Linked DNA regions of Homo sapiens: region 1 is linked to region 2. The links are chromatin loops, found by intact Hi-C in ENCODE. Cell type or tissue: GM12878. All regions are shown on one strand. Links, peaks and the distances in the headings refer to the core of each region. The heading gives the core; the rest is flanking DNA. Region 1 overlaps DIRC3 (disrupted in renal carcinoma 3). Region 2 holds the start of LOC105373872 (a long non-coding RNA gene).

Region 1 (5,381 bases), core at 329-5,328, 220 kb before region 2:
CTGGCTGCCATTTTTCTTTGTAGAATGCAGACATTTCTTCTAGGACAGAAACATCCATTCTGTTAACATCTTGTGTTGCTTTCCAGTAACAAACCTGTGCCTGGCTTGAGATAGACATTGAAAAATCATTTGTTGAATTTTAAAAGTCCACTGAAGTTGACTGAAGATGAACTTGAAATCATTTGTTGAACTTTAGTGCGCTTTAGATGACTGATGATGGATTTGAAATGAGCCTCCTCCACACCATGGGCCATCTGTGCTGTGGGTATAGGGCAAACAAAAAACAACATGGACAAGCCTCATGCCGGAACTCAGTCCTGGGTGGCCAATACAATGAAGGCCAGTGACGTGTTGACTTTCCTGTACTGCCGTCCTTCCCAGAGTCCTTCCCCTCACACTTGATGTAAATCCAGACTTTCCATCAGGCCTCTTTATATCCATCACAACCTCCCCCCACCCACCGCAGGAGAAAGGAAGATATCTCTAAAGGCTTTACCAGAGGTCCATGCCTTTTCCTGCTGGCTGCTAATCTCACCTTCTCCTGACTCCTCTTGAGCTCTTTGGAGAAAGCATCTCTCCTTCTCCCCTTGGTCTGCCTGCATGGGAAATTCTGAGGCATCAGAGCTCCTGCAATTCTCCTTGAGAGAAGAGAGAGACCACAGCTTCTTACAGACCTCCAGAGATGCTGGGATGGATCTCTGACTTGGCTCCCAATGTCCCCTTGTACTCAATCCAGTCTCCTCAGCTTGAGCTTTTAGGACAGCGTCTCTCCATCACCTCACTCCCCCAGCCCCATTTCACTATGTGCCCACTTCCCCTTATGTTTGGGCTCTCCTAGAATGTTTCCTGGTCCTGGTCTGCATGCCCAGCTCTCATGTGAATATCCCCTGCTGGCCGTAGTTCTCTGTAGAGAACTATACCTGCCTCTTTTTATTCTGGATTTCTCATTCACAAATCCTTACTCAAAATTCTTCCTGTGGGAGGGCTTTCCTGACTTATTCACTCTGACTTTCCCTACTTGACTAATTCCATCTGCCCCTCCAACTTGTCTGTCTGCCCAGAGCCACCTCCACAGGATCCAGGTGTGTCCAGATACTGGTAGGTATCAGATTTTAGGTCCCTATTTAATCTTCATGTTTGATGGAATTTTCTTATGGGTAAGAAAATAATTTTTCTGTGTCTGGGAGGGCAGTCTGTCTATGTATTTTTTTCTTTTTTACTAATTCTTTTTCTCTTTCATGGTCATCACAGTAGAGTGTAAACTGGAAGACCATGAATGAGTAATCATGGTTCCAGGTTTGTTCCTTCTTATCATTCTTGCCAGCCCCAATCCTGCTCACCCTCTCCATAGCCCTGTGGCTGACCAGTTGCAAATTAGATAAATCATCTTGAGTCCATCAGGAATCCTTCTTTTTAAGGTGTCCTAGCACAGGTTTGCAGGAGAAAGAAAGCAGAAGGGGAAGGAGTGGGCAGGAGAGGAAAGCACCTCTGACCTCAGGGGTCTTACAGTTTATCAGAGAAGGGGAACAAGCCATAAAGGAACAAACATAAAGGAAAACACTTAAAGAAGATTGAAGGAAGCAGCTTGGAAGCCCAGAATTTTGGCTTCTGGGTCTTTGTTTCACCCACTATTGACTGTCCTGGCAACCGTCTAGGAATATTTCAGAGTCACTTGGGTAGAGCCCGAGAATGAATCAAACATCTCTTTTCATAGACCCACCAGGCTGGCTGAGAGTGGTGATGGTCATTCTGTCCATCCCCTTGCCCCTAGGCCAGACCACATCAATTCAGCCTGCCCAGTCAGGGGTATCTCCCATTTCCAAACCTCACCGGAGACGGATCCTACCCAGCTCTGTCTGCTCTTCCTGCCCCTGTGGTTTTGAGCCTTGGTAATGAATGGCTGAGACGGCTGCATTCCTTGGACAGCCTCTTAGCCCTGCATATTTGTCAAGGACTCTTGGGAAGGGAGCTCAAGGGGATCTAGAGGCAAAGGCCTGTGTGAGGCTGCCCAGCCATACTCAGCTTTTTCCACTGGGCGTCTCAACTACAATCTGTCTGTGCTCCAAGGTGGGGAGGTGGTTCCCATTTGCAAGGGGATGAATGCTGGTGTTTGACTTATTGCTGTATCAGGGCCCAGAAGCTGTGGCAGAGAAAACATCTCTTTAATTTGGAAAAGAAAAAAAAAGACCAACTTTGAATTCCACCTGCCTCCTCAGTCTTCAGCATCGTTTCCTCTTCCACCCTACTTTTCTCACCTCTCCACGTGGGATGACAGCCCACCAGGACAGGCCTCACTGACAGCCTTGTCTCTGCTGGGGTCCCACAGTTCTGTTGTCCTGCTGGATGAAAGGCTGTCAGCTGATATTGCTCAGTGCTGAGAACTGAGGTTCTAGTGGGATGAAGAAATGGTCTTGGGTGAAAGGGTCACATCAAATAAGTGTTGGTCGAGGCCGAGATTTATGTATTTTTAAAAACAGATACCTCTGCCAAGTTTTCTTTATGTCTTTCCTATAGAAAATCTAATTTCTTCTAGACCACTTCAGCTTTTTCTATTCTTCAGAGTGACCCTATAGAGTTTGGTGGTCAACCATGCAGTCACTGATGGCAAATAAGAAGCAATGGATACCACATCTGTGGTTTCCTCTGTTAGGACATGCTCCCCACCCTGAACCCTGCACCACACCTCTGGCTATCACTAGCCTCATTCCCTTGGGGCCTTCAGGTCTTAATTCAGCCCAGGTAGTTGCTCCTCTTACATGCTGCCTTTGCAGTTTCAAAGGAGGGGAACTGAGAGAAAGTGGTCACACAGAGATCAAGAGGGGAGGAGACTTTAGGCAAGGAGTGCCTCAATGCAGTTGATAAGCATCCAAAAGTTTGGATTGGGTTTATAATTCAGCAAGAAATCAGTAACTTCCTGGAGAGAAATTTCAGGGGGCTATAAAGTCAGAAACTGAACAACAGGAGGTTGAGTAGCAAATAAGAATAAAGTGCAGACAGTGCCTTTAGACAACTCTTTCAAGAAATGACCTATGAAATTAAAAAAAAAAAAAAGTAAAAAAGGCATTAGCTAAAGAGGGGGAAGTGGAAAAGGAAGATGATTTATTTCTGTAATGTGAAGATGGAAGTGACCTGAGAAATGTAGTCTTGGGCTATTCTGTATTCTGTGTGTTCTTTCTTTACCACATCCAGATCCACTCCTTGCCCTACTCTGTGCCCTGAGAGGCTGACCTTTCTTGACTATGTTAAGGGGTCCCTTGCAGTCTGATTTCCTGTTGAGTTTGGCCCATGGGAAGCAGAGGAACAAAGGGCAGGAGAAGGAGTTGGGAGTATTTACTCCTTGGTCTCTGTCTTTACCAAGTTAAGGTTCAGTAGTGGACCATGTTCCTCTATCAAAGGCTGGCACTCCTGCCAGGCAGCTCTCTCCTATAGCACAGTGATAGTTCTCTACTAGGCCTGTTGTTGTTGGCTTGGGAGCTTCACCAATCCTTTCCAATTTATCTTAGCTTGGACTACATCTTTGCAAGCAGTCCCTTTAGTAAACTCTCCTCAATTACCCCCTTTGAGTACAACATCTGTTTCTTATTGGGGACCTGACTGGAAAAGGGGGGCAATTAAAGACCCTGTTTTTATCAGAAGCCTCCAGAGAATGCCAGGAATACAAAGAGAACCATTAGAGAAGCTGTAACAATAGAGGGAGAATAGAAATGGGAGAACTTTAGTCAAAACCATGTTATCACTTCACGTTTTGAGGCCTTTACTCTGCTTTTGACCCATCACAGTGATCGGTAAAATACAAGCCATGTCAATGTAGTTGAATCTCCAGCCCTGTGGGGCCACGGGTCAAAAAAGTAGGCAGAGGAAGCTGCATATGCAATTCTGTTAGTTTAAAATTGGGTATAGAAATCCCCATATTTCTGCTTTTGCTGTCAAGTCATGAAGAGGCTGGGGAAAAATGCTGCAACATGAATCTATGGCTTACATAAAACTGCATGTCTAGGAAGGCAGAAGAAGGTGGAGCACAGCCCCTGAGGGAAGGCCTGGGTCAAGGCACCGGCTAGCTTAGAGACTGATATGGTTTCTCTGTTTCCCCACCCAAATCTCATCTTGAATTGTAGCTCCCATAATTCCCACATGTTGCACAAGGGACCTGGAGGGAGATAATTGAATCTTGGGTGTGGTTCCCCCATATTGTTAGTGCTAGTGAATAAGTTTGAGGAGATCTGGTGGTTTTATAATGGGAATCCCTTTTTGCTTGGTTCTCATTTCTCTCTTACCGGCTGCCATGTAAGAAGTCCCTTTGTTCTTCCTTCATCTTTCACCATAATTGTGAGGCCTGCCCAGCCACGGGGAACTGTGAGTCCATTAAACCTCTTTTTCTCTATAAATTACCCAGTCTCAGGTATGTCTTTATCAGCAGTGTGAAAATGGACTGATACAGAGATTAAATCTGATATTCCTAATATCACACCAAGATAGAAATCCCAAACTGCCCATATATAACCTGAAGTGGACTCATAGAACATGAACCACAAAACCAAAATCCGAGACACGTGAGGAATATTAACCATAAGACAAGCACTTAACAAAATAAAATGTGGGAAAATAAATTCACGTCAGATGAAATGAAAATGATAGGACAATTTGAAAATGATTTAAAATGAAGTCTTTAGGATTGTCAAAGAGATAAAGTATAATAAAAAATTAAAAGATAAAATAAGAAATGATGAAACAAAAAAGCAAAAATTAAACCTATATAAGAGAATATAGTAACAATAGTAAATTGTGTACTAAAAAATTGCTATTTTAAAAAATAATAAATGGAATAAATTCTGAAGTAGAGTTTAGAGCAAACAATAAAAAGAGAGTATTTAAGTGGCAGTGATAATTAATTTTATGTGGCAATTTGACTGGGCTATGGGTTGCCCAGATATTTGGTCAGACATTATTCTGGGTGTTTCTGTGTGGATATTTTTGGGTGAATTTAACATTTCAATTGGCAGAGTAAAGCAGATTGCCCTCCATAACATGAGCAGGTCTCTTCAAATCAGATGAGTAGGACTGAATAGAACAAAAGCCAATCTTCTCTCAAGTAAGAGGAGATTCTCCAGCAGATCACTTAATAGGACTTCATCTGCACCATCAGCTGTCCTGCATCTCAAGCCTGCTGGCCCACACTGCAGATTTAAACTTGAAAGTCTCCATAATTGTGTCAGACAATTCCTTATAACAAATCTCTCTCTATATATATACACACCATATTGGTTCTGTTTCTCTGGATAATCTATTACAATGGGAAAATAGAACTCAGAAATATAAACAAAATATAGACAAAAAGAAAAATTATACATATATATGCATACAAACATATTAATGTTTGTATG
Region 2 (5,381 bases), core at 194-5,193:
TGGGGCCAGTCTTTCATGTGGGGCTGTACTTTTTAATGCCAGCCTTTGTGTAGTTACAGTTCACCCCAGCCCCATTTGAGGCACCTCTATGTTGCTAGTTCCTTCATATGCCTCTGCTTCTCTTCCTTCTAATTAACTTCCAAACTCAGGGTGGAGACTTAGCATTGGTACTGTAAGAAAAAGCCAGCCTAAAGCATTCTCCTAAGTGACAAGAAAAAAATAATGTCATGGACAACAAGAAAAAAACACATTTTTGCCTTAGGGCCTGAACTAGTCTAGGCCATTTAGCCTGCCTGATAGGTCAGACTGCCAAATAAGAGAAGCAAGAGTTGGGAGAGATATCTCTGCTTCCTCCCTTTTTAGGGGATGGTAATCTCACCAACTTGTAAAGCATGCCCTACCCCAAAACACCAGACCGAACAACTGTCTTGGTTTGGTCCAGTGCTCTCACCAAGGTCCTCAAGAGGTGATCACAGGAAGTTAGTGGGAAAAGAAAGGGGAGTGAAGTAGAGATGGGGGAAAGCATGCGCAAGGCTGTCTAATTGAGCTGATTTTCACTGCGCATAGCAGCGGGTTACTACTGCTGGGGGCCTGCAAGGAACAGTGGAGAATGTGATTCAAAATTGCTCCTCCAAATGACAAGTGAGGTCTGAGTCTGGCAGAATTGTGGCACAGGGACCTATTTCATTTGCTATGACTCCCACCAATCAGGTGAGCAATTCTTCTCCCTTTGGTGAGCATATGGGGGTGAGAGTGGCATCCAATGTCATTCACCATTTATCAAGGCAAGGAAAGAAGCCCTGGTTTTACTGTACAGTGCCTAAAAAATAAAGCATCTAGAAAAGCTAAATATTATATCGGCCTAATGTGCACTCTATGAGTAGAGGCTTGTCTGCTTTTCATTTTGAGGTCTTCTGAGACTTCCTAACATGGCCAAGAAAACTCTTGGATATACTTTGGTGTTTGGGTTGTACCAAGCTTATAGTCCCGCTTGAAAATAATGGTATATTAGTTATCTATTGCTGCATAACCAATTACCCCTAAGGTTGGAGGCCTAATACAACAAAGATTCATGATCTCAAAGTTTCTGAGTCAGGAATTCAAGAGCAGCTTAGCTGGTGGCTATGGCCTAGGGTCTCTCATGAGGTTGCAGTTAAGACTTGACAACGTTGCAGTTTGCCTGAAGGGCTTAACTGGGGTTAGGGGATCTGTTTGCAAGATGGCTCACTCACATGGCCATTGGCAAGAAGCCTCGGTTCCTCACTGACAACTAGCAGGAGGCCTCAGCTGCTCTGCATGTAGCACCCTCCATGGGATGGTTTTGCGTCCTCATGATACAGCAGATGTCCTCCCTCAGAGCAAGTGATCTAGGAGAGACAGCAAGATGGAAGATGCAGTATCTTCCAGGATCAATTGTTGTAAATCATACTTCATCACTTTTGCCATATAATATTTTTTAGAGGTAAGTCACTAAAAATAGTCCACACTTGAAAGGAATTAAGCTCCATTTTTTAAAGGAAAGTATATTAAATAATTTGTGAGCATATTTTATTTAAAGCTACTCACCACAAGTGGGATGGCCACTGGAGTCTGGAGAGTTTCAAACTGTAACTCCTTGAATTCAGCTGGAGTCAGTATAGCATAGCAGAGCAGGGTGAGATTCAGGTTCCAATGGACTCAAGGGTGCGACCTGGCCAAGACGAGCTCCTGGGAGTGCCACCTGTGCCATCTCGCAAACCCCACACTCAGAACGACTTCATCTTTGGTTTAATACTCTGTTGCCATCTTGAAATTAAAATTCTTGGTAATTCTTAGTAATTTTGTCTTTGTATCTGTGTTTTGTAAGTGAAGTCCAACGATACCATGGAGCATGTGCAGGAGCAGAGGAGATAGCAACAATAAAAGCGTTTACTGCCATTTCTTGCTGTCCTATTTGCATATAGTGTTCATAAAATCCCATGAGCACGGGATTCCGATGAGTCTACATTGCATGGGAGCTCAGAAGGGACTCAAAGCAAGCACACGGTAAGCATGTTATGTGTACAACTAAGGATGTGGGGACCACACCACTGACAGTCCCAGGAGGCCACATTTTCCATTCAAGCCAGAAAGAGGGCAAGGACATTCTAAGAAACAAGAATTAGCAAGGGACTCTGTCATATCCTTTATTACTCATGTTACTTCCTCTATTAGTCAACCACTTGCACTGAAAATGATACCATAGAAGGAAAGAGAAAGATAGGGCAAACCATAGTGCCTTTTCTTTTCAGTCCTCTTACTCATCAGTAAGTCAAAGGTAGAGAGTGTTGATAGAATGTGCATATTATTAAGAAGAAAAGTACAAATACTTGAACTGGTTTCGTGCAGTGTTTACAGTGTTCTGATAAGAGCAAAATATATATGCGTGTACAAGCTATGAAGTATAAATTGTGTGATTTCGGTAATCTCATAGGAATGAAATACTCTTAGTTTGCATTTAAAAGTGTCATTGCACAATATCAAGATGAATGGTAAATCTATGCTAGTAATTTATCATTTCAATTTTTCTTTATTTAGAACATGAAATAGCAAATTGAAAAACAACACGACCATGACAAGTCAAGGGAGACTGTGAAAGAAATAAAAAAGCTTTATATTTTACTACCTCTAATGACAGTTTTCCCCTGCCTTTTATTTCAAAAACACATTCAGTCTGTAGCATAGAATGAGGTTATGTAACCTTGAACAGTAATAGAAATGATCAAAATACAAAGGCATGGTAATTTATAGGGAGCTGAGTGTAAAACATAAAAAACAGCATTCTCAAGTCGTTTTTTCAGAAGTCCATAGGTGTTGCTTATAAAATAGAGACTACAAAGCCTTGAAGAAAACAGGTTCACAGGAGCAAGATATGGTTCAAGCTGAGAGTCCTCTGCCAAATCAGGGGGGTTGGTAAAATCTAGGGAGAGAACGATTCTAATTTCAAGAAGAAAAGCACTAGACAGAAAAAAGGAACTGAGAAACTGAGAAGCAGAAGTATTACGTTGATGCAAAAGTAACTGCGGTTTTTGCGGTTACTTTTAGTGACAAAAATCGCAATTACTTTTGCACCAACCTAATACATATAGTAGGCCCAAGGCAGTGGATCTGGTGTACAGATATTAGAGATGGATTGAAGGGAGAAAGGGGCAGAAAAAGAGACAACCAAATAGCTTAGACACATACTCCTAAGGCCAGAGCCTGGGCACCAGTAGCAGGGCTGAGTGATGTGGCCATGATCTTCAACTCAAAGAATGTTCAAAGTAGGAGGGACCCCAGAACTCATCTAATTCAAACCACTTATTATCAGTGGGATAAAATGAGGCACAAAAAGGGACATGACTTATCCAAAACTATGGAATTTGTAACAGAAGATAATATTTTAATTTATGCCTTTTCTGCTGTATCACAAAGTCAATTTATAGGTCAGATGGGAATACCTAGGATCTATACTAGAATATGTCTTTCTCCCCTAGAAAGAGAAAGTAGAAAGACGATCAGCTCCACTTGGAAATAGCAATTATGGTAAAAGAACTAGCTCAAAATCCCACACCCAAATTAACATCTGGTTCTCCAGCACTCACGAAGTTTAAGGCATGTGCTGGGTACAAGGAAAAAGCTCTAGGCTCCAAGATTGTTTTCCTGCTAGACTGGCCCCTAAGGGTCAGGGACCAAATCTGATTTACCTTTCCATCTCTAACACCTGGATAATAGTCGTCTTTGACTATTTATTTTCAATAAGTAATTATTTTATTCCTAGGGTCCCTTGCATTTCTATTCTCCTAATATTACATATAAATTCGCTGAGATAAGAGAAGTAAAGAGAGAAGTCAGTGATCACAGAGTGAATGAATTAAGAGCAGAATTCAAGTCTACCTTTCTTGGGCTCTTTCTCCTCACCATTGCTGTTGCTATTCCCTCCAAAGGATTAGGACAAAGGAAAGAGATGAAGCAAAAATGGATACAAAATTGAGTAATAATACAACAATTAAATAATCCGAAAATCAAAGTCTAGGAGAAAGATCTATGAACTGGAATATGAATATGTAGTAAGAGCTTCTTTAGAGTCTAAGGCTGGACTGTTCATAGGCACATTGGCATTTGCAGCATCTAAAACAAGGCTTGGCATATACCTCCCATTGCTACTAAAATAATAGATAGTATATCCTGTAGTTAGACTGTTCAGCAGCATATATCAAGTGCCAGCTTAGTGCTTCAAACTTGAGTTACATTGACAGAAGCCTTCAAAACAATATTGTGTGAGATAAACACAATGGTTGCAGTCTATGGTCTGAAATTCTTTTACTGTGGGAAGGCCAGTTTTAAAGATGATTTGAAGGTCAAATGAGGTCACCTTTAACATAATGTAGCATTTACTGGACTGCAGTGGTCAAGGGAAAACAAAGAGGTTTTTGGAGAACTTAGACATTGGAGAATAGTCATGCTCTTGGATGGCATTATCCAAAGACGGTGGCAGTTGAGTGGAATCCAATAACCACGCTACGAAAGAACATAATCTGAGCTATGGGTGAAGTAGGGGAGTGAGGGCCACAGACCAGAGGCCTTTCGGAGTTTCTCAAATCTTTAAATATCTTTCAAGAAGGGGGACCCTATAGCTCTTTCAGTACCATCATATCAGCTTATTTATGATACCAGAACTATAACTGTATTCTAAGTCACCAGAATTGACAGCAATTTATATGGGTTTGATTTTTTTTTAGTGACTAGAGAAAAAAATAAGTATCAGTTACTTTCTTGACCTACCAGGCCAGCCTTTGCAGAAAGAGGGATAAAGCATCCTTGATGAGGAACAAATAAAATTATACTGTGAAGAAATTTCCAACTGGTCAGATCAGGATGTAATTCTCTTGTTTGTGTTTTTCTTAGAAAGCATTTCCATTTTGCCTGGCTCTGGGAACAAAGCCAATGTCTGCTTTAGAGGAACAGAGATTTCCAGTAAGTTGGGCTGGCAATAGTGGCTGGGTGGGTGGGATCACAGGGAGGGTTTATGGGGGGACAGTTCCGAAACCCATGTACAAGCCTAGAAAGGGCGAGATGGTTGGTTTGCCTCATATTCTCAGATCAACAAGGCCTCTGAGACATTTTTATGGGCCAGGGAGGGATGAGACTGAGTCAGAAGACAGAGCCTAGACACCTCCAATACCCTTGCCTCAAATAATTAACAAATCACAAAAGCAGGGTGGGAAAGGAGGGAGGAAAGGAAGCAGAAGTGAAGAGAGACACTGTTCTCCCACTCTCTGCTGGTTAGACCTAACAAGGTTATGCTTCATGCTGGGTTTCACAATAGCATCAACCTCAGCCTCAGAAGCATGTCTTAGAACCAGTCCCCGGAGATCAAGAAC

Evidence for each region. Peaks named below come from ENCODE experiments on the same cell type or tissue, not always from the same donor. Only the 100,000 strongest peaks of a DNase experiment are listed, where the experiment ranks them.
Region 1: a loop joins it to region 2, with 4 times the contacts of the local background. A loop is called at or near these places in 2 of 110 quality-filtered maps.

The regions. Positions count from the first base shown.
Region 1 is chr2:217,442,464-217,447,844 of GRCh38, reverse strand. All of the region lies in intron 3 of DIRC3 (disrupted in renal carcinoma 3), which reads left to right. Among named protein-coding and RNA genes, the nearest start is that of DIRC3-AS1, 160 kb to the right of the region's middle. In GM12878, for the core only: no CTCF peak of the experiment used is centred there; a DNase peak (open chromatin) is centred at 2,734.
Region 2 is chr2:217,220,380-217,225,760 of GRCh38, reverse strand. It overlaps LOC105373872 (a long non-coding RNA gene), which reads left to right and starts at 4,904. Exons shown (of 3, transcript XR_923875.3): 1 at 4,904-4,974. RefSeq lists an enhancer at 1,199-2,398. In GM12878, for the core only: no CTCF peak of the experiment used is centred there; DNase peaks (open chromatin) are centred at 2,180 and 3,070; H3K4me3 peaks cover 846 bases; H3K27ac peaks cover 3,237 bases.